Regions from separate parts of the Homo sapiens genome. Here region 2 is linked to region 1. The links are chromatin loops, found by intact Hi-C in ENCODE. Cell type or tissue: IMR-90. All regions are shown on one strand. Links, peaks and the distances in the headings refer to the core of each region. The heading gives the core; the rest is flanking DNA.

Region 1 (10,468 bases), core at 2,773-7,772:
TTGTTTAAAGAAATAACTCAGAGTTGGCCAGGCATGGTCGCTCATGCCTGTAATCCCAGCACTTTGGGAGGCCGAGGCAGGCAGATCACTTCAGGTCAGGAGTTTGAGACCAGCCTGGCCAACATGGTGAAATCCCATCTCTACTAAACAAAAATACAAAAATTAGCCAGGCGTGGTGCTGTGCACCTGTTATCCCAGCTATTCAGGACGCTGAGGCAGCAGAATCGCTTGAACCCAGGAGGCGGAGTTTGCTGTGAGCCGAGATCATGCCACTGCACTCCAGCCTGGGTGACAGAGTGAGACTCCATCTCAATAAAAAAATAAATAAAATAATAACTCAGAGGCATGTGGGGCTGCAGTCACAGAATAGCATCTAAACCAAGGTTCTGTTTGATGGGAACAGCACTAGGATTCAGGTCTGGGGTTCCAGTGTTTGTGAACGACAGGAAATACCAAGAGGAAGGGATCCCGGAAGTTTAGACAAACAGATGAAGCGGTCTGTGACTGCAAATCCTGGGGACAGAAGCTGCTGCCCACAAATATGTAGAGAATTGTGCTGTTGAAGAGAAAACAGCCTCATTCTGAGTAATTGATGAAGTTTACTTGGGAAGTCAACTTCAGCTGAACATGTGGTTGAAGTTTTAAAAGGGAGAGTTCTTCTTGTGTGTGTGTCTTTGTTGGGGAGCAAGAACTCCCTGTCAAGGCAGCATTCATGAACAAAGTGAGGACAGTCTACCTGGAATGTTAAGAAAGCATTTCTGCACTAAGGATAGACTTTGGAATAGAAGCCTGCCGAGAACATGTCCAATTCTTAAAAGACTATGATTCCAGGAAGACTAGACCCCAAGTTCACTAGAATCTTGCTAAAGCAACATTTGCTTTGGAACAAAACTCAGGATGAGTTGGTCTGAGAAGCCTGAATTATAAAAACTATCAGAAGACCACATTGTAAGGCTTCTGGAGGGCTTGTCTGGAGGTTCTAGGAGGGGAGAGCTGCTACTCCTACACCCTTGGCTAAGAACAGCCCTCTTCTATCGGTAAAAGTCATCTTCTTTGACTGTGTGGGCAGCTTTGGGAGGAATGCACATTGAGTGGTGGGGGAGGAAGGGGACACTCACCTAGCCAGCCAGATCAGCCAAGTCAACCCTGGTGATCAATGGGGTGGCAGATGTTGCAGCCAGGTCGCCCTCACATCCTTGAGTTGTCATCCTTGGGGACAGTGTTTCTGTGATGACCTAAAGGGCCACCCTCGGGAGACAGTGACATACATTGGATACGAGCATGACTTTGGAGTTACGGAGACCTGGGTTTGAATTCTGGCCCTGCCATTTATTCTCGGTAGGATACCGGGGCAAATTAGACTCTCGGTTTTCTCATTTACAATATCGGAGTAATTATATAGACACTATTGTGTCAGAGAAGCATTACAATAAGGGCTCTTATTGACACTCCAAATTCTTTCTTTTTCTGGATCACAAAAACAAAACCAATATGTGGTAAAAAAAAAAAAATTGTCCTCCAAAACATACATATTGAAAACCAGAAGCAAACATGCCCTGAAATTGTGCCTCTCAGATATACCTGCTATTTATCCTTTAACTTTTATATATTTTTCACATATACTTCAATGAGTTTTATTATTTTTATCATGAAAAAATACAATAAACTTGACACATTAAACATTAAAACTTGACAACACCCTTACAACATTCTGTGTGCTCTCCTACAAGTCTACTATCAGTTAAAGTTGTCTTCTTTGACTGAGCGGGCAGCTTTGGAAGGAATGCCCATTGAGTGGTGAAGGAGGAAGGGGACACCCACATAACCAGCCAGATCAGCCAAATCAACTCTGGTGATCAATGGGGTGGCAGATGTTGACTCCAACATCCTTTGATAAAACATAGCAGGTTAAAGGTCTAAGAGATATAGGTACTAGGAACCTTCAGATTTGGAAATCTAGTCTTTATCATCACCTCCACCTCCGTCATCACAACCACCACTGCCACCATAACTACTATCACCCCCAGACCATCATCATATCGACTACCACTACCACCACAACACAATTATCATCACTACCACTGCTTCCATCATCCCTACCATCACCATAACCTCACCCCCACCTCACCAACACCATCATCACCATCACCGCCATCACCACAATCACCACCATCATCAGCACTAAAACCAGCCATCACTACTATCATTGTTACTGTCATCAGCACCACTATCATCATCAACACCATAATTACCACCATAATCACCACCATCACCATCACCACCATCATCACTACCAGTTATAAAGTGCCCCTGGGCAAGCCACTTGATCTCTCTAGATTCTATGTGTGCATCTCAGGCTTTTGTTTACCCATCTTTAATTCAGCGTTAAATATCTACCTGACCCTACACAAAGTTTTAATAGCCCTTTCCTCTATCATTTGTATCCAGATCCCAGGAGACTTATTGGCATTCAGTTTTAAGCGTCCACACTAGGTGAAAATGCACTACATTTTAAATTTATGTTAAAATTCTCTGTAGCCCATACATTGGGAACTTCTCTGATCCAAAGTAAGTTTTTACTGTCAAGTTCTGGGTCTCTAAGACCAGAGATCTTAGAAGATTTAAACACACAAATGCATCCAAGAAAGAGCAGGAGAAAAGCCAGCAATACAGAGAGGACTTCCTCAGCCTGGTGGTTGTGATGCCCCGTCTTGAGAGTAAACTTCCCCCAATAATCTGGGCAGTCTTTTATTTTTCTGGCCTCCATCACTGACCTGTTGCCTCATGGCAGTGCATTTCTGAGACACGATCAAGACATTCCATTGAGTTATACTACATCCAAATATCAGACGCTGCCTTTGAACCCTTCTGACAAACCACAAACTTAGGAACCAACGTTGACACAACACTCAGCGGATTCAAAACACTGAGCAGGGGAAAGGAGAGGGTGTGGGAAAAGGCTCTTTGATTAAATGTGTTTCTTTCTCTTTGTGCTCTAATGGGGTCTAAGGTACTGCCTGGCATCTTGGAAGTTCACGTGCTTGTTTTCTGAAGAAAGTCTCTGTCACATCCTCTCTCAGAAGTTTTCGGCCAAGAGCAATATTAGAGATTTGTTATTGGTTTAAATAACCCAGCATTTCCATGGATAAACATTCAAGCAAGAAAAGGAAAGCATAGAGGAGAAACTTCTCTTAAGAGAAAAAAAGGATGTGAAGAAAGTCAAGATATTAGCAGTCAATGTGTCTCATTTTCCAAAGAATTAGGCTTATCTTTTCACAGACCTTTGTCTGCTGGAATGACTGTCTAACCTCCATGCCACGTTTTTAATCCCTGCAAACTGATTTTAGTTTTTGCCAAGATGGATGTTGGATCTGAATGAAAACCAGAGTCATTTATCTTTGCCAAGGCATTTTCTTCTTCTTCCGCAGCGGAAAGTTATGGAGATAGGTGCTTTCTCATCGGAATGTGCCCCTTCCAAAATTATCAGGCTCCTGTGGTTTGCTGATAACCAAAAAGACTCAAGCTCAGAGGTGCAGAAACTCATTGAGGATAAATGAAGAGACCATTAAAAAGAAGACATATGTCTTTGTAGCCAAAGAGGCAACCAAGAAGATATTTTCTGAATGTGGGGTAACTTCATTTGCTAAAATGGGGGTCATGAATGATTATGCACCTCCATTTTCAAAACTGGACTCAAATTCCTTTACTTGTACCTCTTCTTTAGGCCTAATGTTGGGGGGGGAACATTAGCATTCCAGGCACCTTTTCAATTAAGAATAAAGGCTACAGGGCAATTTAAAGCCAATGACTGATTTCTTCCTCTCCCCTCTGCTCACGGAGGAGCCGAATTTTCTTTGAAGCCAGGATCGGAATCTGAAGCCTGGTCAATAAGACAGCTTAGACTGCTCAGAGAGAGCCTACTTTGGTTTGAGGTATAGGATAAATGTCTAAGGGCATTTCTGTCCTCCTCAGTGAAGCCAGGTGTGTGTTTTGTTGAGAGAAACAGCAAACAGATACAGATGCTAGCATTATACAAATACAGTGTTAGCAACCCCAACACTGCGGGACTTAGAAAGCATTTAATTCTTCTAATTCATTACCATTTATCACCTATCTCTCAGCTCAAAGAGCCTGGAGATTTGGAGTTTCTTTTAGGGATGCCAAGAATAAGCACATCACCCACTAGGGTACCCATCTCATATTAATTATTAATAGTTACAAAACACTCCGGTTATAGGTTGTATGATATTTGGCTACACATTAAGCCATCAATCTTACTAAATTTCCTTTAACATGCAGGAAATAAAAGCCAAGAGTACCTCCTTGGAAGCCAAATGGTGCAGAAAGAGGAAATTGATGAGGGTTATGTCACTCAGTAGTGAATCTGATTCATCAGAAGTGAAAAAAGTCATCAAAAACTTTGTTCAAAAAGCCACAGGTTATTTTGAGCAAAGTCTGTTTCTCCCCCCATATGCTGATAGATTTCCTCTCATGGTTAAAGCTACACGTTTTTTCACAGAATATTAAAGTTATCAGAATTTGGAAGATAGAAGACCCATGGCAGCAAAGGTTCTGGCCTATTTGCTAGAAGATTTCCACTGGTTTGGGGCAGCTTGCAGGGCCATTGTCCTTTTGTGTTTCTGGCTGATGGGATGGAAAGGGACAGAAAACCAACCTCGGTTCATGCGGTGTTGGTACTGCCTGGAAATATGTATTGTTAGTGCCCTCTAGCGGCCGAGTCTTGGCTGGACATTAAAAGACATTTTTCACCATGAGCTGGGTGTTGAGTGCTTTTAAAAAGCAATTTTGCAACTTGGCTGTGGCCACTGTGCTCTGCTTGGAGTGGCTTTAGACTTCATGATGCTGGTGCTTTCATGTTAAACTGTTTCAAAGCCTCTTGTGGAAGCAAGAGCGTTTGAACTAAACTACAATTTTTGAAAATGGCAACTTGAAATATTTTTACCTCCAACGTAGACCATTCTTTGCCTGCATGCTTCCCTCTGGATTGTCTGTTCCCAAAAACAGCATCTTCATTCAATGAGTAAATGTTTTCTATTACTCAAATTTATTTGGCAAAATAGACTCGGGTAATAGAACATTTTTTTCTTCTTCATACTAATTGTGTGCCTTGCGAAGGCTCTAAAATCATTCCATTTTGACCTAGAAATTCATTTTCTAGGAGTTTTTCCTAAGGAATCACTATGAATATGAACAAGATTGAGGAACAAGCTACTTCTTAGAAGGTTATTCGTAATAAAGAAGAAAACAACCACCTAACGGGCCAACAATACAGACATTGATAAATTATAGTTCATCCAACTCATGGAGTAGGAGGTAGTAATTAAAAACAACATATTATGATTAGAACCGGAAATACCATTTGACCCAGCAATCCCATTACTGGGTATATATCCAAAGGAATATAAATCATTCTCTTATAAATACACATGCACACCCATGTTCATTGCAGCACTATTCACGATAGCAAAGACATAGAAACACCCCAAATGGCCATCAATCAATGACAGACTGAAGAAAGAAATGTGGTACATATATACCACGGAATACTATACAGCCAGAAAAAGGAATGAGAACATGTCCTTTGCAGGGACATAGATGAAGCTGAAAGCCATTATCCTCAGCAAACTAACGCAGGAACAGAAAATCAAACGCCACGTTCTCACTTATAAGTGGGAGCTGAACAATGAGAACACATGGACACAGGGAAGGGAACAATACATGCTGGGGACTGTCGGGGGAGGATGGGGTGGGGTGAGAGCATTAGGAAAAAGAGCTAATGCATGCTGGGCTTAACACCTAAGTGATGGGTTGATAGGTGCAGCAAACCACCATGGCGAACGTTTGCCTATGTAACAAACCCACACATCCTGAACATGTACCCCGGAACTTAAAAAATAAAATTAGATAAATAAATAAATAAAACGTACTATGGTTTAAGAAGATCCTTTTCAAACAGCTGGGGACACTGGTCACTCAAGTGACTTTCCCGGTGTCTCACACAAATCCTCAGTGGTGGTTATGTGGGTGTTGATTTTGCAGTAGGTCATTGAGCTACACATTTTCTGAATATATGTATTTATAATTTTTAAAGAATATTTTTTATAGTTTAAAAGAAGATTTAAAAAAAAAATCAAAGAGACCAGGTATTCTAATCCTTAATTTAGCTCTGTTTCCCACACTAGTCTACTCCTTGGAGGAACGAAGGCACAAAAGAGAAAAGATGGAATTATGGTCTCTGGGAACTAGATTTTAAAATTGCATTTAAGAAATACCTAATGTAGACGACGGGTTGATGGGTGCGACAAACCACCATGGCACGTGTATACCTATGTAACAAACCTGCACGTTCTGCACATGTATCCCAGAACTTAAAGTATAATTTTAAAAAATTGCATATAGAACATCCCATTGGTGGGACTGGATTTGTTTGCAAATGGTCTTGTCAGTGGTGAAGTGGAAGAGAATGTGGAGCCCCACTCAAATGAAGTTTGCAACTTGTCAGCAGATCTGGAAAAACAATACAGTTAAAATTCTTGACTCTCTGGAGATAGGAAATTATTAATAAATTTCACGAATGCATATTTCCTTATTGCCATTACAGTTGTGAGGGATGGCTGTATCTTTTGCTGTTATTTTTAAACCCCATAGAATATTTGTAGAAAAACAATTTATCTAAATGTATGAGGTAGTTTATAACTTCTCTACATTTCCATGTCAGAAGCAAAGAGATAAATAGTTAATTCTGAGTTACGTTTAATAAGTATTCATTTGTATCTCTTCACCAGAGACGAGAGAAAAGCAGCTTAGTCCCAGACCTCAAGGTACCCCCGAATGGCTGGGAGGAAGTTTGACATCCTTGAAAAAAAATAGAGAGCAACATAAGGCAAGTGAATGCGGTGTACAGTATAAGCATTATAATGCTCTAAGGAATAAAATCAAGTGTCAAGATGCATAGTTTATAGTAAGGAGATATTGCGTCAGGCTAATTCGGATATAAATCTGTATGAACATGTGATCTTAAATCTCTATGGCTCCACTTTATCTACAAAATGAGAATAATATTGCTACTTACTATTGTAAAGATTGAATGCACATTGTGCTTCCATGTTTATTGCAGCACTATTCACGACCACCAAAATTTGAAGCAACTTAAGCATCTGCTAACAAACGAATGGATAAAGAAAATGTGGTACACATACATGATGGAGTACTATTCAGCCACAAAAAAGAATGAGATCCTGTCATTTGCACCAACATGGATGGAACTGGAGATCATTATATTAAGTGAAATGAGCCAGGCACAGAAAGACAAACTTTGTGTGTTCTCACTTATTAATGTGAGTTTAACATGAAAACAACTGTACTCGTGAAGATAGCGGGTAGAATGATGGTTGCCAGAGGGTAGGAAAAGCAGTGGGGAGTGGATGGAAATTGGGGATGGTTAATGGATGTGAACATAGAGTTAGATAGAAGGAATAAGATCTAGTATTTGATAGCACAACAGGGTGACCACAGTCAGCAATAATTTATTGTACATTTCAAAATAACTAAAAGATGGGGCCGGGGGAGGAAAAGCATCAAGAGAAATAGCTAATGGATACTGGGCTTAATACCTAGGTGATGGGTTGATCTGTGCAGAAAACCACCGTGGCACATGTTTACCTATGTAACAAACCTGCATATCCCGCACCTGTACCCTGGAACTTAAAAGTTGAAGAAAAATAAGGAACGCATTTAAACCATCTGACTGGCAAAACAACAACAACAACTAGAAGAGTATAATTGGATTGTTTGTAACACAAGGAGAGGATAAATGCTTGAGATGATTTATACCCCATTTATCCTGAGGTGATTATTATGTATTGTATGCCTGTATCAAACTATCTCATGTACCCCATAAATATATACACCTACTATGTACCCACAAAAGCTTTTTAAAAATAATTTAAAAATTTAATATTTTAAAATTAAAAAAAGAAAGAAAATGCACATTGCAGGCCGAGCGCGGTGGCTCACGCCTGTAATCCCAGCATTTTAGGAGGCTGAGGCGGGCGGATTGCCCGAGCTCAGGAGTTCGAGACCAGCCTGGGAAACACGGCAAATTCTCTATGAAAAATACAAAAATTAACTGAGCATGGTGGTGTGTGCCTGTAATCCCAGCTACTCAGGAGGCTGAGGCACAAGAATCGCTTGAACCCGGGAGGTGAAGGTGAAGGTTGCAGTGAGCCGAGATCGTGCCACTGCACTCCAGCCTGGGCGACTGTGAGATTCTATCTCAACAAAAAAAAAAAAAAAAAAAAAAAAGCACATGGCTGGATTAAATGCTCAAACATATTAATATAATATTAATTACCAGTGAATACCTTGAGCCTGGCCAACCAGAGAGCCTTGGATGGAGACTCCCAGTCTTTGCAGCAAGCTGGGTGTGTAGGTTTCTACCTTTAGGATGTGACTTCCCAACCTGACGAGGAGCCAAGATGCTTGAGAAATTGCCATTTCCATATCATTTGTCAGTTTCTCTCAGCAGATGGTGCTCTTGAGACCTTCACCCACATGAGTTCAGAGGGCAAGAGCTCCAATTTGGCTACCTCCCAAACTAAAGATCTTCGTGTCCAAGCATTGTCACCAGGAAGCGTATTGCTGAATAAATGCATTCTTGAGTTAATGAATGGGAGGCAGAAAGCCCTGATGCAGTGTCAAAGGAGGGCCTGGTCATCTGGGGGTTTGTCTGGCAATTGAGCCAGGGGCCACCTTCTCTACTTCCCTCTGTAGGGTCGTGAGACTTTGAGGAAGAGACACAGCCCCTGGTGCCTGGAGACCTGGTTTTTAGTCCTGGCTCTGATTCTTAGCTTGCTGTGTGATCTCAGGTTTTCACTTGTTCACCACAGCACCTACTTCCCCCTTCATAAAAGGGAGACAGCACCAGTGGGGCTCAAACCCTTTGATAAAAGCTAATATTTTTAGGCTGGGCATGGTGGCTCACACCTGTAATCCCAGCACTTTGGGAGGCCAAGGTGGGTGTATGGCTTGAGCTCAGGACTTTGAGACCAGCCTGGGCAACATGTTGAAACCCCACCTCTATCAAAAATACAAAAAATTAGCCAGGTGTGGTGGCACTCACCTGTGGTCCCAGCTACTTGGGAGGCTGAGGTGAGAGGATCGCTTGAACTCAGGAGTTTGAGACCAGCCTGGACAACATAGTGAGATTTCATCTCTACAAGAAAAATTAAAAATTAGCTAGGTGTGGTGATACATACCTGTAGTCCTAGCTACTTGGGAGGGTGAGGCAGGAGGATCGCTTGAGCCCAGAAGTTTGAGGTTGCAGTGAGCTATGGTCATGCCACTGCACTCCAGCCTGTGTGATGGAGCAAGACTCAATGCCTATATATATATATGTATTACGTAAAATATATGCAAATATATAAAATATATTAATTTTGTGTGTGTGTGTGGGTGTGTGTGTGTGTGTGTTTAACGGCTGTCAATTCTTTGACACCTCTCTCTTCGAGTGATGAGTTCTATGTCACTTCTCCTTGAATCTGGGCTGACTTTAGTGACCCTGTTAAAATCAATGGGGTATAGTGGAATTAATGCTGTGTGTTTTTGAGGCTGAGTCTTAAGAGGTGAACCAGCTCCCACCTTATTTGCTGGAACATTCTTTCTTGCACCCTGGGCCACCATATAAGAAACCCAGCTTCCCAACTTCCCTGAGACTGCCCTATGGTCAGGCCATGTGTGGATGCTGTGGTGAACCGCCCAGCTGAGTAGCTGACAGCCGGTGTCACTTGGCAGCTATAAGTAAGCCACCGTAGATCCCCAGACCAATTGCGCCATCAAATGCCTTTAGCATCTGCCAACATTTGGCTGCACTATATGAGAGACCCTGGGCAAGAGCTCCCCAGCTAAGCCCTTCCAGAATTCCGGACACACAAAATCGTGAGCAAAATAAAATGATTGTTTCAGGCCACCAAATGGTGGGTTAATTCGTTACTCACCAGTGGTAACTAGAACACACTCAGAGATGGAAAGGGATTGCCCCAAGACCTCCATGGGAGGTGGCAGACCAGGGCTTAGAATACAGCTTACCTAACCCTCAGCCAGAGTTCTTTCTGCCTGCTCCAATGTGAGGTTGAGACTGTTTCTCAAGCTCTGGGGAGACGCTCCCCAGTGGATATTCTAACCAGGATGGGAAGTGTCAAGCTGTGTAACAGATCTCTGTGCACGACGCCAGGGAACACAGAAGAAAGGTCACATTCCTTCCAGGAAGAAGCGACAAATCTCCTATACAGAAGAATTCCAAATAATTGATGTAAATTCTCTGCAGTCATGGCAGGGGAGCCTAACTCCAACACCTTTGGGGTGATCTGAGTGTAGTGACTTCCTTCCAAACACTGCAATATAGAAAGGGGGAACAAAGAATAGCTTTACAATGGAGAGCCCTGGCAAA
Region 2 (10,468 bases), core at 2,977-7,976, 100 kb before region 1:
CACGCGTGGGTGCGCCCAGGCTTCCCGACCTTGCTTTGGTCCTCTGCCGCTGGAGGAAGGGGAAGGCCGCGGTTCCCAGTATAACTCGGTTAATGACCTCTGACATGGGTCTCTAGCAGGAGTTTATTCCTGAATGCCCCCACAACTTCTCCAAGGCCCCTGAAACTCTTCCTCGGAGAGTCGAAATTCCTTGGCCTTCAGCAAAGAAATTCCAGACCCTTCCAGATCTGGTTTCAGAAAAAGCTGAGGCCTGAACTAAGATTCAGTCGTTATCAAGCCGATGGCCCGGAACTGTGCCGTCTCTGCTGCCTTTCTGCGCCCTGGCGCACTCCAAATTTCCCTCCACCTTCTGAGGAACATGCCCCAGAAAGCAAAGATTCTCAAGGCTGGCCCGGGGCGAAAAGACAAGTTGGCAGATCTCGGCTCACTCAGCGATGGCGGGAACGGTCGAATGGAGGCCTCTCCCTCCGAGCCCCGGAGCCAAAGCCTCGCAGTGTTTATCAGCCTGAGCGAGCGCGCCCGGAGGCGGAGGCGCAGAAGACTTCGCAGGCCTTTTATAGTTAAATCCTCACGGCTCAGGCTCGGGGGGAAAGAGGGACTCGGACGTGTCTTTCCTTCCTGGGGGAATAGGAAGAGGACTGCAGTTCGTTGATATAAACAGAACGCGCCTCCTAGTTCACTCAGGCCTTGGGCCGAGCGGGGAGCAGACTTTGTTTAATTTTAAATAATAATAAATGTCACTGTTGTCAGTTTATTGAGGGAGGCTTCGGCTGGAGAACGGGGGCGGGGGGCGTCTGGAAAGGCGGCTCCACCCTCCCCCTTCACACACTCGGTGGCTTGGGCCTACCGTTCGCCTGCTCCACACGCCTGCTCGGGGCATCCTCTGGCTTTTTGCTTTGCGGGACGCGGAAGACCCGTCCAGCACGGGTAGGGATGTGGCCAGGACGTCCCCAGGCCTGGGCGCGCGCGTGCACATGCTCACACACTCACACTGACATACAGAGCTGCACCACTCTCCTTCCTCCTCCCCCAGAAGTCTAGCATTTCTAGCTAAAACTCTGCGAGCTTTTAAGGGGAACTCCGGGGCGAGTGTCTTGGCGAAGCTGCCGTGTTTATTGGTGTCTGTATATAGAGCCCGGCCGAGCCCCGGTTCAGTTTTAAAGGCTTCGCCTGCTTTCTATAAACAATGAAAGAGGTAGCGAATACATCCAACGATTCAGAGTTTGACAATCGGGTGGGACCCTGGAGCCACTCCAAGGTCAGGGAGGGTGGGAATGAGGATTGGAGTAAAGATAAAGTCCAAGATCCCTGAAACCCAAAAACCTTCTAGACTCTGTCTTCTCTGGGTCTCTGTTTTCTGTTTTCTCCTTTCCCTCTTCTCTCTTTCCCTCATTACGAATCCAGATAGCACGGCCTCCCAAGCTCTTTATTCTTTCTATATGTGAGGTGGGAGAAATGCCCAGTTTCCGGGCTTGAACTTCTGGAGTATTTCCTCCATCCTAGGAGAGATCAATGGAGGAATCTCCTTGTGCCTCTTTAACCAGGATCTATCTTTCGCTCTCTCTCTCCTCTCCTCTCCTTTCTCTTCTTTCTCTATATTCCCTCTCCTTTTGCCCCTTTCCTTCCTTCTTCTCTTCCAAGCCACCTTTTCTTCTTCACCTCTCCCACAATTTCTCCTCGTCCCTCTCTCTACACAACAAACCATCTCACCTTCCAGCCTTGGTTATGATCATTTCCGTGCCCACTTCGTGGAATTTTAGCCACAGTTCTCTTTCATGGAGAAACACTTTGATTCCCTCCATGCCCTGCAAGAAGGAGAAAAAAGTCACACTAACAAGCCCTGGCAGTAGTGGGCATTCCTTCCCCAAACTCCCCCAAAACACAGAGACTGCTCCTCCTTCCCGCTGGAGCCTGTGGTCTCAGAGAGTAAAAAGTGGCTTCAGCCCACTGCAGAATTATCTGGAGCACCCAACAGCCTCTGCCCAGGGATCCCTATGTAGGCTGAATCCCTGAGGGTTGCAACAACCACTTGAACCCACAGTGCTGTATTGTCTGCTTCTAATGCCATCAGCACAAGGCTATGGAGTGATCACCCACCATCAGGGTGCTCCGGAATGTCACTGAGGAGGACCGGAATAAGAAAAAACCAACCAAACAAACAAACCAAAAAAAAAAAACCAGAGCCAATTTCAATCCACTTCACCTGAGATGGGTGGGGGGGATAGATAAAAAACCTAATTTAGAAAAACTAGGAACCTAATCTAGAAAACCACTCAGAATATTCTCATGTAGACACTCAGATGCCCACACATCAAACATACAGATGTGCAAATACTTGCTTATTCTCGACCATGGTGAGTGCAAACCTGAACATACATGAATTTTGAAACCTAAAAATGTTTGTATTATCATATATTCTTACAGTCCAGAAGGATAATTAATCCTAAATATCTATATTAACAAACCTTCCAGGCTCTCTCTACAAGTAGTTCCATTCACATCCAGCTATTTTGATTATAGGACACGCCTGATGCCATTTAACATTTTGGCTTTCAGCTAAAACTAAATTTACAGAACCGATGCAAATGTATATATATACATATATATACATATGTGCACACACACATACATGCACACACAAACTCTTCATTTTGGAATAATTTACAACAGTCTAAAAAGTGGGTTTGCTTTTCCTTAAAAGAAAAAAAAAAATCCCTAAGTTTCCTAAACTGTGTTCACGCTCTCTGCTTCTCTACAAATATACACACGTTTTCCTGAAACTTAAAGGCCAAAGAGAGAAGCCGGGAAAAGCCAGGAAGGGATCGAAATCCCAAGGCAGGATTTTAGCCATGTGTAAGTGTCTCTTCTGGTCGTCACCCCGTTTCACCCCATGTGACACCTTATTTAAAAATTACCAGGATCTACTGAGGGGCCGACTTGAGCGCCCAGTGCGTCCTGGGTTTTGGGCGCAGAGCGCAAGGTGAGGCTCCTCCCTCTGCCTGGGCCCAGGTTGTAGCCTGGCGAACCCGAGGCTCCTGGTGCCCTCCGGGCAGAGCTCTGTGCGCTCCCAGCGGCCGGTGATGGCGCGCCAGCCAGCCAGGCCCCGACCGCAAGACAAATGGTGCGGCGCGCGGGTCTAGTCGGCGGCGCGGAGGAGGCAGGAGGAGGCAGGAGGAGGCGGGAGGAGGCGAAGGCTACGGAAGATCAGAAGAGGGGTCAAGCCATCGCTCATGCCGGCCTGAATCGGCCGCTGACCTGGCCCTTATTAAGATGCTGGGGGCCGATTCTACACATAGTGCAGAGGGAAAGGAATTATCTAGGCCATTGTTAGCTGACCCCAAACGGCCGGATAATTGAGATTTCTCGAACAATTTAAATAGATTTCAAAAATCCTTTGGCCGTAAAGATAACCGTCACAATAAAGTAGATGGCAATACGCTAGCATTTGGGGAGACAGGGCAGAGAAAGGTGGAACTGAGTGGGAATAAAAAGGAAAAGGGATGATTATAGTCGTTGGGTTCGTTTTGGGGTTTTTTTATTTTGTTTTTGTTCTGTCCCCGCAAGAGAAGCCGAGCAGGAAAGCCAGACTCTGACTTTGATCTCTGCAAAGGGACCCGAAGCGCGAGGTCTCCTTACCTGCTGGGTGAAGGCGGCCTGCGGGGACGACGGGGACTTGCTGGGGGCCCCGAGCGCGCTCTCGGGTTTCGAATCGCAGGGCAGGTCTTTTGCGTCAGGCTCCAGAGGCGTGTGCGCCAGGCCAAAGCCCTCGTCTGCGTCGGCCATGGTGCGCCCAGGGCCCTGTGCCCGCGCAAGGTTCTGCTCTGAGGACAAGAAGCAGGGGGAGATGGGGGTGGGGAGGACAGAGAGAGAACGAGAGAAAGGTTGGAGAGCACAATTCTAGTGACAGGAGGGAGCAGTTTGGCCCCCAGTTTCCAGCTACCAGCACCTCCGTTCCCAGCCGAAGGTGACTGCAGAAGGCCCTAGAATTATTACTGTTACTAGTATTCCTAGTAGTATTACTATTACTTTATAAGCAGGCACAACTTCTTGCAAAAGACCCGCGTCAGACCCGGAGAAGGTGAGGCCCGCATCTCCCCTGCGCAGGCTCTCCGTGATAAGCAAGCTGCCCGTCAAATTTGTCTGGACTTCTGGAAGAGCCAATAAAGATAAGGCGTGGGTATTTTTGGAAGCCACTGGGTAGGAACCAAAAACAAAACAAAACAAAAACCCAGTGTCCTTTAGAGAATTTCTTTCTTCGCCAAATTACAAGATGCCGTCGAAACTCTTTTTATTAAACCTCACAAGAGGAATAGTTTTCTGCAGCAGGCAGAAATGTGTGAAATAACCCGCCTCTTGCAAAAAGAAAAACACAGAAGGGGAAGGTTGTGCAGATTGAGACTAGGTTCAAAAGAGAATTCATATACACCTTTTACCAGTTACAGGCCTTAACATTAAAAGTCCTTTAAAATTAAACATCCTTTTCTTTATCCCAACCTTAAGTAAGATTCGTTAAAAGATAAAAAGTAGCCAAACAGAAGACTAGATGAAGAAAGTCACCGTGCAGCCGTTCCGAGGAAGGCTCGTCACTGGGTGCCCGCCACCAGCGCTCTGATGCCGGGCGGGGGATGGCGGGCATTTTGTGGAGTGACCAGGCCGAAAGGGGTTTCTCTGAACTTCAGCCAGGCCTGGCCTGCTAAAACTGCAGGCTCAGGCTCAGGATTGGCGAGGACAAAATCATTCTCGGATAAGTCCTAGGCTGGAGACATTGAATCTGCAGCCCGGGTCCCCGCAATGCATAGAACGGCCCGGGTTTGCAGGCGTATGAGCTTAGAACACACAAAATAACTGCCGCAGAGCTGTTCAAGCCCGATGAGCCTGTCTCCTGCTCTCTGATCTCCTTCCAATCTCTTCTATACGCAAGTAGGAATTCCCCCTAGAACGGGAAGACTTTGGGAAGCGGGCACAAGCGATGGTCCCCCAAAACCTCAGCAGCTGCTTAAGCAAGCGGCCAGATCCCACCCTGACCTGCTGTGGCCAGAGATCTAGAAATGGGGCCGAGGAGAAGGACAGCTTCTGAGGCCTGACTTGCAAGCAGCTTTCTTCGCCTCGTTCTCGGGGCTTCAGGGAGGCGGCGACTGGAGCCCCGCTGCCTACTCACAACAAAAGAAAGCAGGGCTGGCGCCCCTACACGCGCTCCCATTCACTGCCGGCCGCGGGGAGAATCCTACCCCGCGCCCTCGCCAGGGTCCCGGGGAGCTCTGGGCTGGCGGAGGCGAACAAGATGCGGTTTGACAGAACCAGGCCGTGCTTCTGCAAACCTCAATGCCGCTCCGCCAGCCGCGGCGGCCTCCCAGACTCCATTTGCCGGGGAGCTCCGAGCCGCGCAAAATCTCTGCAAGCTGTGCTCTGCAGAATGCAAAGCCGGGCTGGAATCCGCCATTCCCGCCGCCCCAGCCGACTCGGCCGACGAGCTCCCTCCTGAGCCTCCCGGGCCATCTGCCGGGACGGTTACCTCGTTCGGTGAAGCCGGTGCATTCACCACATCCTCTGCTGCTCCTAGCAGGGAAGCCGGCGGTGAGGCGGGGGAGCAGGCATGGTGGCTCCGGGGTTTATGCGGGGTTTACTGCTTACCCAGAATAGCGGCTACTGCTGCCTACTAGGGCGCACCTACCGCTGGAGCCTCCGCGGCGACTGCCCACCTCCAACACACACCTCCTCTGCTGTGCGCTTGCTCTCCCTAAATACTTCCCAGTTGGCAAGCGCCAAAGAACACAAAATAGCCTCCAAGAGCACCGGCAACCATATAATCTCAGTGCCCCGCTCCTCCTTTACACCCCCAGGGAGGGAAAGTTGGAAGCCCAGTGAATGGTCGAAGTCCTTTCTGAGCGCAGCTTTCAGGATTAAAGTTCCCGGATTCGAGGTAAGAGTCAGTCTCTCTCACTCTCTCTCCCTCTCTCTCTCTCTCTGAAATACAAGCCAACTCAGCTGAGCACAGTGACGTTGGGTTGCCTCGATGCTCACAAAGTACTGAAATCGCCTATCCAACTAGCTCCCACTGCACTCTGTCGCCCTCCCCCTTCTCTCTCCCTCCCACCCTCCCGTCCTCCCTTCCCCCCACCCCAAATTTCCACTAGATTTCCCGAACACTCAAATCACAATACGACTCTCAACACAGACCTGCAATAACTCCCTCCTCTCTACCCCTTTCCCAACCTCCATCCATCTCTGCTTCTCTGAGCAAGCGGTGGCTGCAAAAACTCCTGCACAAATCATTTCAAACGCGGTCGGCTTCTAATCGGGAAGTAATCTCAGTGACGCTGGCGGTGCAGAGAACCGAGTCTGGACGCACACACACAAACACACCGCGGGCCTCCGCAGCCTTGCAGACATTCTCTCCAACGCTGACCTCGAGAAGGAGAGCTGCCTGACCCCGCCTGGCCGGCGCTCGCCTTCCTGACATCTCCCCTCCACCCCCTACTCATCACCCCTACTCTCAACGACTCTGGGGTGAAGGCAGGGTGAAGGTGCATTGGGATGGGGGCCGAGATCAAAGATGCTAAGAAATCGCTGCGGGCCCTCACCCCCCACCCAGTGGGGCCACCAGACGTCCCCTGCTCCAGGTGTACACAAGGCAGTGCCCAGTTTTATTAAAATAATCAAACAGTCACTGGGGACTGGCTAGGGTTTTCATCTCCACTGGTCTCCTCTCCTTGCCCTTTCCCTCTCTGAGATGTATTTTTTTTTTTTAGGGTGAGTTGAAGAGGTCAATAAAAGCACAAACACAGTCAGTAGGTCTCAGTCTGAGCAGACCCAGATTGGGACACCGAATATTGGTGCTTGGAGTAAATGTCAGGAGTCCTGTTCTGTTTCCCATCCTTACCTCCTGTACCCCCATCATACTGATTTTTCTAGGGTTCTGATAAGAGACTTGGGCCTGCAAGTCAAGGTCTGGAGAAAGGGATGGAGGGAGGAGAAATGCCCCGAGGTCAGCAGCTGTGTAACCCTCTGTGACTGCTCTGCTAAAATCCCAGGCCAGGCCATTGCTGCAAAATGCCAAAGTGGAGAATCTCCAACCCTGAATGTGGGGCAACCGGGGAGAAAGCCAGCCCTCCTTTGCTATGGTGCTCACTCCACCTTCCAGGTTTGTTTGCAAACAGATATTTTCCCTTTGCCCAGGCGATGTATTTATTTGTGAAAACACCCTCACCCTCCAAGTCAGCTTGGAGGCCTTTAGGCTTGCTGGCAAGGCGACCCTAGGCCGAAGACACGAAAAACAAACATGGCATCGGAAGAAGGCTGAACCGCTACATCTCCAGTAGAGGGAAAGGGAAATCCAGAAAGACCTTCCCAATCCCTTTAAGTTCTCAGAGATTTGGGGATAAAATTAATTCCCATAAATAATCTTCAGGCCCCTCCAGAGAGGAAAAATCTGGACTCTCCCAGGTAATAGCCCAGCCAGATTTGCTTAGCTCATTGAGCACAGATGGTCTGGGCCACCAAGCAAAATAGGGATTTTCAAACCTTTCGAGAGAATCCATTCTTGCCAGGTGACACACGAAGCCATTCTTATTTCGTTCATGAGAAGTAGCAGCACAGCAAGAGAAGATTCAGCAAGACTAAGACGGGGTGAAAAGCCAAGGAGGGCCAAGTGCAAAGAGAAACCTATTTCCCCCCTCAGTCCTCCAGGGTGAAACTCACCTCCAACTATCCCACCTCTTCTTTGGAGCGCAAAAGCCAGGAGTGCGCCTCGCTGGAGAGCAGGGCTCAGGTGAAGACTTTGAAAAGGACCACCAAAAGAGACCTCTTTAGGCCAGGTCTTCTTCCAACGTCTGTCAAGAAGAGCACGTACCTCCCAGCTCAAGGTTGGTTTGTGGTCTCCGACAAATTAAATATTACTGTTTATTACCAGGCATACCCCAGTAAAATAAAGAGGCAACCAGGCGATAGCGACTATCTCACCAGCCGCTGCACCTATAGGACTTGGAGACGTCACGAGTCACGCAACCGGCCCGCGCGCTGTCACGTTTGGCTGGGGGGCAGCGGCGGGAGGTAAATTTCTCTCCGTCTTCGCCTATCAGTGCCGGGTCTGCGCAGCCACAGGTTCCGGACGTCTTGGCCCCGGGAATAAATAAAGACATAAACCAACCCGGCTTTCTCCGGAGGAATGAGGGTGATGAACATAAGACACAAATAGAGCCAAGATCGACTTTCTTAGGAAGGGGGAGAGGAGGGAACTCTTCACGAAGGGAGGTGGGAGTCCACCTCAGACCTCTATTGGAAGGAAATCGAGTTGTTCCGGGGGACTGAGGTCTCTTGCATAAGGCATGGGATCCTTATTATTATTATTATTATTTTTAAATCCCCCGCGGAGGAGCTCTGGGCAAATGAATACCGAGGCGCCGCTCTAGCTGGTTAGGCTTGGGATGCGATAACTCAGTGCCCTCTTGCAGACTTGCATAGAAATAATTACTGGGTTGTCGTGGAGGGGACACGAGACAGAGGGAGTTCTCCGTAATGTGCCTTGCGGAGAGAAAGGTCCAAGAATGCAATTCGTCCCAGAGTGGCCCGGCAGGGGCGGGGTGCGAGTGGGTGGTGGAGTAGGGGTGGGAGTGGAGAGAGGTGGTTTCTGTAGAGAATAATTATTGTACCAGGGCCCGCCGAGGCACGAGGCACTCTATTTTGTTTTGTAATCACGACGACTATTATTTTTAGTCTGATCAATGGGCACAATTTCTAAGCAGCGCAGTGGTGGATGCTCGCAAACTTTTGCGCACCGCTGGAAACCCACTAGGTTGAGTTGCAAAACGTACCGCGTAGACGCCCCTGGTGGCGCCGAGAGAAGAGCTAGGCCTGCCCAGCACAGAGCCGGAGAGCGTCGGGCCTTCCGGAAGGGTAAGTTCTCCGCCAAGGGGTCCCGAGGGAGCTGGACGTCTGAATCTGGACTTGCCCCCAGCTTCGGGGTTCGATTCTGGGTTTTGCGCGTCCCCAACCCCCAGGGCTTTCCGAAGCATGGCCTGGCTCCAGGCCCGGTCCTGTAAGGACTGGAACGGCAGCAAAATGTGCAGGGAGGCAGTCGGCCGGCAGAGCTGCGGCGGGAGCCAAGGTCAGGCCCGCGGGGAGAGCGGGCAGCTTCCAGCGCCGGCCACAAGCTCCCAGGCCAGCTGGGCCGCAGACCCCTTTGCTTCCAGAGAGCACAACCCGCGTCCTTTCTCTCAGCCAGGCTGCAGTGGCTGCCCCGAGCTTCGCTTTCGTTTCCCAAGCTGTTAATAACGATATGTCCCCAAATCCGAGGCTCGTGTTTGCTCCCAGATGCCAAGAACGCAACCCGAAATCCTTCTCCCAAACCCTAGGTCGACGAGATGAGTTCCTACTTGACCTCTGAGCCGAGGTGGGCCGGAAACCGAGGCCTAGGCCCCGCCGGGGCTGCAAGGAAAAGGGGAAACTCCGAGCGTAGCGTCTTTTCCTTGTGGTTCCTTTCTCCGGCATCCCGGACTGCGGGCCCTGCAGCCACCTGGACCGGCATTCAAAGGATTCTGCAAGTCCAGCTTCACAGACTGGCTTTCCCAGACGCTCCGAAGCCCGCACCACGAACAGAATAAAGGAGAGACGAGAGATCGCAACTAGATTTGAGAATCCTCGTTCTTTTCCCCAATCGTTCGGGCAGTAAACTCCGGAGCCGGCTACAGCGCGCATCCTCCCTTCCTCCTTTCGGAGAACTGTCGCTTTCCCGAAGCTGCTCCCAGCTGGGTTTTCTCCCGAAGTTTATTTTTCTCATTTTGCAAAATTCCTGCCCTGATTTTAATACTGCAACAGGACAGCAGAGGTTCCTCTTTAAAAAGTCAAAACCCAAACCAAAGGGGCCCATTGCTGTTGATAATTTTTTTCTTCACCTTCTCCTTCCGTTTTTAAGAAAGACACTTCCAAAACTACCCATTGTTTTCCTCTCAAAAGAGAACTCGCTTTAAAATGCATCCCTTTCTATTTCTCTCCGGATATGTCCCCACCTGACCCGGTGGCAACTTGTGGGGCGTGGGGGTAGTGAAAAATAGAAGTGTGGACGGGGCTGGGAAAATGAATAAGAATTATAACAATAGAAATGATGACAAAACTAAACTTTGACCAATTCAATTTGCAAAAGAAAGGGTTGGTCTGAGGGTGAGACATTCCCTGGTTTCTCAAGGGGGTCACTTTCCCTCTCACCGAGTTAAATCTGGCTCTGTTATATTTTTTCCAGGAACACAGTATGTCTCTTCCCAATGTTTTATTCGGTTTCTGGTTTCCCCACTTTTGACCGGAAGTATGTGGGAAGAATACTGGCTGTTATTATTATGATTATTGAGTGTCCAATACTCTCCTCCAATATTTCCACCAAGAATTATTATCGCTGCTCTCCTCATTCATGTTAGTGTTGCTTTGTGTGCTTTAGATGACAATCGTCCTCTTTACTCTCCAAGTTTGGAGGGTGAGG

Evidence for each region. A loop is a pair of places that touch in the nucleus more often than their neighbours do. Peaks named below come from ENCODE experiments on the same cell type or tissue, not always from the same donor. Only the 100,000 strongest peaks of a DNase experiment are listed, where the experiment ranks them.
Region 2: a loop joins it to region 1, with 6 times the contacts of the local background. A loop is called at or near these places in 1 of 110 quality-filtered maps.

What each region holds. Positions count from the first base shown.
Region 1 is chr12:114,503,992-114,514,459 of GRCh38, forward strand. It overlaps the pseudogene RN7SKP216. Among named protein-coding and RNA genes, the nearest start is that of TBX5-AS1, 100 kb to the left of the region's middle. In IMR-90, for the core only: a CTCF peak has its summit at 4,726 (motif pointing left); a DNase peak (open chromatin) is centred at 4,710.
Region 2 is chr12:114,400,116-114,410,583 of GRCh38, forward strand. TBX5 (T-box transcription factor 5) reads right to left here and starts at 6,029. Exons shown (of 9, transcript NM_181486.4): 1 at 5,513-6,029; 2 at 3,637-3,821; 3 at 1,711-1,805. The coding sequence starts at 3,783. It overlaps TBX5-AS1 (TBX5 antisense RNA 1), which reads left to right and starts at 8,080. Exons shown (of 3, transcript NR_038440.1): 1 at 8,080-8,170; 2 at 8,713-8,892; 3 at 9,351-10,468. RefSeq lists enhancers at 5,231-5,917, 5,956-6,456, 9,177-9,717. In IMR-90, for the core only: a CTCF peak has its summit at 3,069; DNase peaks (open chromatin) are centred at 3,786, 4,126, 6,006, 6,286 and 1 weaker place; H3K4me3 peaks cover 5,000 bases; H3K27ac peaks cover 5,000 bases.